Regions from separate parts of the Mus musculus genome. Here region 2 is linked to region 1. The links are chromatin contacts, found by POLR2A ChIA-PET in ENCODE. All regions are on one chromosome and are shown on one strand. The core of a region is the stretch at or near the end of the contact, and the rest is flanking DNA. Distances in the headings are between cores, read along the strand shown. Region 1 holds the start of Tfap4 (transcription factor AP4). Region 2 holds the start of Vasn (vasorin).

Region 1 (3,459 bases), core at 547-3,046:
CCCACCAACAGGCCCTAGGTATTGGCTCTCAACTTGAAAGTAAAGTGGGATCCCTACCTGGATTTTATACCTATGCAGCAACCTGCCCCACAGGCGTTGCTGTCTACCAACCAGCCTATGCCACTCAGCGGGCTCCTCCTCCTCCAGCCCCAGCCCTGCCTGGCTGGGGTGTCGGAGCACGTGGCCCCAGCCCTGGGGAGCCATTACGCTCCTAGAGTAGCACGGCAGGCAGGAAAGAGATCGTCGGTTTCAAACTTAAGCGCGCTGGAGAAACCTCTCCTTGCGTGCACCACCACCATCCCCGCCCGGACCCAGCCGGCTTGTAGGGTTCAATGAGCAGATACCAGGGCCGGCAATAGAAATCTCAGACATGACGATTTAACAAGAGTTTAAGAGAGATTCGGCCACTGGTCAATCGCGATTTAGTAGCGAGTGGATCTGGGGCAACCTAGGTAGGATCAAGCTCACTAAGGGGTATCTCAAGAGAGACCTCCGACCACCCACCCGACCAGGAGATTCAACGCTTTGCATTTATGACTGAGGAACAGAAGTGGGACAGCAAAGTTTGCAGACCCATATGCAACAGGAAGTAGACTAGAGCCCTGAAGCAACCTAAGACGCACCCTCATCAAAAGGCCTCCCCACCTGGCCTGCTTAGCCCACCTAGTTGGTTACGGCCGAGCTTTGTGCAAGTAAAGCGTGGCCCCGAAGCGCCTACAAGTCCCACAATGCAGCACCGACCCGGCATAGAGAACTACAGCTCCCGTGAGGTCGTGCGCGCAGAGGCCCGCCTACTCCAAGAGGGCTGCAGAGTCACGTCCAGGCCTCGCTAGTAAACAGCACCCGAGCGCGGGCGGAGAACGTGCGACTAGTGACTGCCAACGTGTGGGGGACCGCAACTTCCCTGCTTGAAGCATGGCCACTAAAGGTCCACGTACGCCTCGCAACCTCGAGCGAGCACGCCCCCAACCCTGCTGCAGCCCTGTTCTCTGCAAACGTTCACACCACCCGGCTCCCCGCCCCCCCTCCCCGCAGCCTGGAACCGCGGCATGGCAGCATTGTAGCTGTCCTCTCGCACACTCCGGGCCCCCCCCAAAACGACCTCCTTAGAAGAGGGTTCCCAGAAAGCGCGAGTAAGCAAGGAAAAGGAAGGAAGCCAAAGCTGGCGGGGGGAGGAGGAAGCGCTGGGTGAAAGCCACCAGCAGCAAGCATGGCCGGGACTGCTGCAGCACCACGTGGGTCTGTTTGCAATTTACAAACGTCGCGACTCGCCCGCCTGCAGCGGACAAAAGTGGACAGAACCTCTCGGGGTCCCCACGTTCCAAGGGAAGAGGGTCCCTAGGCAACGCAAGCAGGGTTCCAGAGACTGCAGCGGACCCAGTAGCTAAGAAAGGCGAGCGAGCTCGGAGGCGCGAGCCATGCGTGCGCACACGCGCACCCGCCCGGGCGGGCTGGCCGGGGGCTGCAATGGGAAGAAGGGGTTGGGGGGAGGAGCAGTACACACCTACAGAGCCCTCCTATCACTTCTTTCTCTGTTTTCCTGAAATGTTGCAAAGAGGGCACCTTCTGAGTGGGCACCATGAAATACTCCATAGCGATAGGCCCCCCTCCTGTGCACGAGCCAGGTCTCGCGGTCAGCCGGAGAATGCAAGATGGAAATCCGAATCAAAGGGCAGCGCCGGACGGAGGTGCAGAATCGGCCGGTCCCAGATGCTGGCGGCAGCAGCAGCAGCGGCGAGGGGAGGGAGGCGGGCGGGAGGGGCGGGCGGGAGGTCTCTCCAGCCTGCCTCCCCGGGCGTGTGTATGTGTGTGTGTGTGTGTGTGTGTGTGTGTGTGTGTGTTTGCAGCTGATCAGATGTCTGTTTCAAGGCGGGAAACAGCTGGTGAAAACTCAGCACTCCCCGGCCTCCTTCCGCGGAGTAAGGAATTGCATGTAAACAAAGGACTATTTGCAGCGCCCCCCCCAGGGCGACTGGATGCTGGGGCGAGAAGGGCGCAAGCTCCTTGGGACCGACTACTACATGGGTCTGCAGACTTAACCCTGGGATCAGGAATCAGGGGTCGACAGCTGGCTGTGGGGGGACACGATGTGAATGGAGTGAACAGCGGCCCAGCTACATGCGCCACTATGGGTGATGAGGTCCATCAGCTGACAGGTTGGCAAGCGTAGCTAAAAAGAAAAAAAAAAAAAAAAAAAAAAAAAAAAAGGCCAGCCCCACCGCACGGGATCCCAGTCTGTGCAGTCCAGGGTCCGGTGAGGACTGCCCAGTGCGGGGTCTTTGCGCACCGCTATCCTGGAGGACGCGCTGGGCGGGGCTGCAGCAGCAAAGGGAAGGCTCTTTTGGGTGTGTGCTTCAGGCTTTTGCATTTTCATAATTGCCACTGCACGGAGCGGAGCAGAGCCACTCTGGCGCGCTCCCTTTCGAGCCGACCCGGGCCCCCTGGAAACTTGCGTCATAGCCACTGTTTCCCACAAGTAACTTGGGGCTGACTCTGACCACCCGCCAGCCTCCTCCCTCCGTCTTTACCCAGGTGGCTGCCTGGCCCAAACTCTGACTGGTGCTAGGAAATTAGATTGCGAAGGGTACAGGCAGGTGCGCAAGGTACCTCGGATGTTTGGGGCTGCCATAGGAAGAGAGAGCAAGTGGGAAGGAAGGGAAGGGCGGAGGCAAGCCAGAACAGCAGCGGCCCTGAGGCAGGCTGCCAGCGCGGTCCGAATATCCATTAGAGGTCTGGTGGTGGCTGCCAGGTCCTGTCTTGCCTCTTTCACTACCTTACTTTCCGACTTCGCGCGCAGCGGGCTGCAGCTTCTCATTCATGGGGAAGGCGGGATAAAACTTGCTCCACCGCCAGAGGGCGCGCTCTACAATGGGGGGGGAGTGGTGGTCTGGGGCAAGGGAGGGGACGTTTTAGGGGTGAGCTTCCGTCCTCTGACACGCCCCCACCTTCCGGTCCCGGCCCTCCCCAGACTCCTGGAGGGCTTGGCCCCAGGCTCAGGAAGCCCACGCCTGCCTCGGAATGTCCTCGCTCCAGCTCAGCGCCTTTCCCAGACCCATTCGCTGCCTTCCAAGGTTCCACCCAAATCGAGCCTCTTAGTTGAAATACTTCTATTTATAACAATTGTTGGGTATTATTAGAAAACATTGTTCAATATTACCAACCTGATCTCTAACTGTAGATGCCAGATCAATTAGCATCTAATCCCAGGGACACGTAACTTGAAAAGCAGCACTTCCTAGCCGGCTGGGCTGTGCAGTTGCACACCTGTAATCCAGAATTCTAGCGCTTGGAGATCGAAGATACGATCGTGCCTCTAAAAAAGACAAAGAAGCAAGGCGGTGGTAGCGCATGCCTTTAATCCCAGCACTTGGGAGGCAGAGGCAGGTGGATTACTGAGTTCGAGGCCAGCCTGGTCTACAAAGTGAGTTCCAGGACAGCCAGGGCTATACAGAGAAACCC
Region 2 (3,758 bases), core at 1,051-3,550, 80 kb after region 1:
CATCCAGCTGCCCACTGCCTAGGATGGGCAGGGAAATGGGGTCACAGCATCCAGCACTAACAGCCAACACCTGGCACAGGCCTGCCTCTAGGCCTTGTGAAGAGAGCCAAGCTGTGTTTGGGTCAGGATGCAGAACACACTTTGACTTGACAGAAGGCCAGACGGGAAGGGATACTGTGCCCATACCTGTGCTGCTGCTATGGTCACTATGGTCACCGCCTTGAAGGGTTTCACTGACATCTGTCCAGAGTCTACCCCAGATCCAAAGTCGGGGAAAGGCAAAGGCCTGGAGCTATTCCTAACTAGAAGACTAAGGATGTTGCCACCTACTAGATGGTAAGAAGTGACTACAGTCTGACAATGTCATGAGCCTGCCAAGTGCCCTGTGATGATACTGTGAAAGAACAGGGGGGCTGGTGAGATGGCTCAGTGGGTAAGAGCACCCGACTGCTCTTCCGAAGGTCCAGAGTTCAAATCCCAGCAACCACATGGTGGCTCACAACCATCCCGTAACGATATCTGATGCCCTCTTCTGGAGTGTCTGAAGACAGCTACAGTGTACTCACATATAATAAATAAATAAATCTTAAAAAAAAAAAGAAAGAAAGAAAGAACAGGGATAGTGTTGCTGGGGGACAGCAGCTCTTGAACATCTCCGCTATCCCCTCCATTCATGCCATATATCCCATAGATCTGTCACTGCCATCCAGGCTGGGCCAAAAGCATCCCACACTCTCTTCCCTTGTGGGGACCTGGGTGGTACCTGGAGAGCAATGAGAGACTGGACAAGATGGGATATACTGGAAGCTGTGAGTTCTAGGAGGATGGGGCCTCAGAGGCCTCATGGTTCATGGGAAGTGGCTTGGGACAGTCTGACTGGAAGTCACAGAGCACTTGTGTATTCCCTCTGTTTTGCTGGTACTGGATATTGATCTAGGGCCTTATTTATCTCAAGTGCTCTACCACTGAGTTAAACCTTCAGAGTTTTATTTTGAAAAAGGTCTTAAGGAGTTATTCAGGCTGACCTTGAATTTGTGATCCTCCTGCCTCAGTCTTCAGAGCAGCTGGGATGACAGACCTGACTTACAACACTCGGGGCTTGAGGAGCCTGCCATCCAGAAGATTGGTGAATCTGGGGACAGTTGCCACCCAGCCTTCAAAGACGTCCTGTTTAAGACAAGCTCGGAAAACTAATTGTCATGTGAAATCACCCAAATTTTCAATTCTGGAAATGACATCCAACTTTCAAACCTGCCACACAGGCCAAATGAAACACCTGGGGTCAGTCCTGCCCCCAATTGTGGGGGTGTGGATGCCCTGCCTTTACAACACAAGTACCAGCTGAGGCCAGATAAGCCTCCAGATAGTGTGACCCAGACAAGGCCTTCAATACAGACCCGGCGGGAAAGGGATATGATGGTGAAATCCAGGAGCTGAGTTGGGTCCCCAAAGGCCCTGAGGCCTGACTCTAACCACAAACCATGGGGGTGGGGTGGGGTGGAGAGGATGACCATTTTCCTGGAATCCTACAAGGCAGGGGATTTTTTCTGAACCAGCCCCTGGCACAGCACCCTCCTGCTTAATCAAGGGCTGCTGTCAACAAACACCTAGGTCCCTCCTACTGCTGATGACGTCCCCAATCCTGCCTCCCATCCCAGGCATATTCTAGTCTTGAAGCTTTCAGTAACTGAGGGGCTTGAGCTGACATATGCTCCTAGGTCCCAGTCTCTCATTTAGAGCTGGGGAAGGTGACCAGGGATGCTGTCATGGCTACAAAGATCTCAAGTCCAGCATTAAGAGATTTTATATAAGAGGCTCTTGGAACCACTTCATGTGGCCTTTCTAGCTTTTGAAATTGGAATTAGCTAACAACAAAAACACATTGTGAGATTACGCCTAAAAAATCTAGATTTGTATGAAAAATCCTCAGTTTTGGCAGACTGGGTTGGTCATGGGGACTCAGCCATCATCCCTGCTGGCCCCTACAATCTACCTCTGCTTCTCCAGCTCTTTACTGACCCTAATGTCCACTTCTTGAATTTGTGTCACCAGATATTTTTCAGTTAAAAAGCAGGAGCCTGTCCAAATGTCACACAGCAAAAGATAGACTTAAGCCAGCCTAATAAAATCACTCCTCACTGGGATCTGGAGGTATATCTAGGTGCAGACTAGGCCTGCTTAGTGCAATGACCCATTCAGAGGAGGTGGGTGTGTATAGGCTTGGTCAAACCCCGCCTCAGCCAATTGGAGGAAGCCCCGCCCTCGGTACAGACGGTCCCACCCACTCCTACATCTTAAGCAGAGACCAGCCTCTTACGAGTCAACTTCGAGTCTGGAGCCGGAGCCAGAGACCGGGGCTGGGAAACCCCAGCCCGGGACGGGACGCAGCAGCCTCTGGATCCCGGGACCCCGGACCTCTCAGGACCGGCCAGAGGTGAAGGACTGAGGCCCCACTGAGGCCTTGGACCGCACCGCCTGGCTCCTTCAGCCGCAGTCGTCTCCTGGTGAGTGTCTAGGGGCGAGGGTGGGGGCGACAGGCGGAGCTGATCACACTGGAACAGCACACTAGCACATTCTCCAGTGGGACTGCGACTGCCGGAGCGAGGGGCTTATCCCCGCCTCGGGCGGTTACCTGGGCGGGAACGTCCAGTTGCACCCCCCTTCCTGAGTGGGTTCAGGGGCCTCCGTTGACCCTCGGGAGAGCCAGGGCGTGCGTTTGTACATGGCTAACCTACCCGTGAGGCTCTGAGTAGACAAAATAAACACCCCCTCCCTTGCTTCCTCCTCCCACGACTGGGCCCTCTGGCGTGACCAGTTTTATGAATCAACCCTCTTTTAGGGGATGGCCCAGCCGTAGTCTGGTTACTTTTCCCTCACGGGGGTCAGACAGTCTGGTGCCCTTGTGCAGAATGGTTGCTTGGGATCCTCTGGGCCTTGTCACACATGGCAGAAGCCACGAATACACAGGCAAGCCTGGAGAGGACCGGGAATGGGGAGATTGATAGGTGTACCCCCAGGTGAGGGATGAACTTTGGCTAACCATAATCTTTAGTGCTCCAGTATCAGCGCATCTCATCTCTACCAGTAATGGGCTTTGCTTGGGCTGCAGACCCAATGGCCTATAGCCAGTCTAGTCCTTTGTGTTCCCCAGCTTGCAGCTCTGGGGCCAGAGGACTGCTTAGGTTCCTTGTGGTCACAGGCAGGCCAGCTGATTGGTGCCAACCACACTACCTCACCCCCATTCGTTAACGATTACCACACCAGGGTCATTGACTGCTTCTATTGGATCCCAGAAGCAGCCTCTGCAGTAGAAGAAACCCAAGGCTCAGGAGTTCCCTTGCTTGTTTTTTGCATTAATAGTAGGTGATGCTCCAGGAAGAGGCACCAAGAGAGCCTTCTTCCCTATCTGGGTCAAGAGTTCCTAGGGGAGAGGGTCTGGCTAAAAGGTAAAAGGTCCCTTCCCCCTAGGCTGCTGGGAAAGCAGAGATGTGGGTGGGCTGGAGCCTTGTGAGGGGCTACATTGGTATGGGCAGTGAAGGCCAGTATGGACCCAGCTGTTAGCATGAGCTGGAGCAGGCAGGTGGGGGATGGGAGGGTAGTCCCTAGAGTTTACTGTCCTCTCCCAGGGGAATCAGCCCCCGGGGAACTTCTGTAAACAGAGTGTCAGAGGCAGGAAGAGGGCTCTGGTAATGAGCAGCCCAACTGGATTCCCTCCAGACCATTATCTAGCATCTCCCATCCAGAGAGGAAAGGACCTA

Evidence for each region. ChIA-PET counts read pairs that join two places held with the same protein, here RNA polymerase II (POLR2A).
Region 2: POLR2A ChIA-PET joins it to region 1 with 35 read pairs in Patski. The contact joins the promoter of Vasn here to the promoter of Tfap4 in region 1. POLR2A ChIA-PET finds 5 or more read pairs at or near these places in 3 of 5 experiments (Patski and embryonic stem cell).

Annotation. Positions count from the first base shown.
Region 1 is chr16:4,557,924-4,561,382 of GRCm38, forward strand. Tfap4 (transcription factor AP4) reads right to left here and starts at 1,797. Exons shown (of 7, transcript NM_031182.2): 1 at 1,505-1,797. The coding sequence starts at 1,593.
Region 2 is chr16:4,637,645-4,641,402 of GRCm38, forward strand. It overlaps Vasn (vasorin), which reads left to right and starts at 2,301. Exons shown (of 2, transcript NM_139307.3): 1 at 2,301-2,504. All of the region lies in intron 9 of Coro7 (coronin 7), which reads right to left.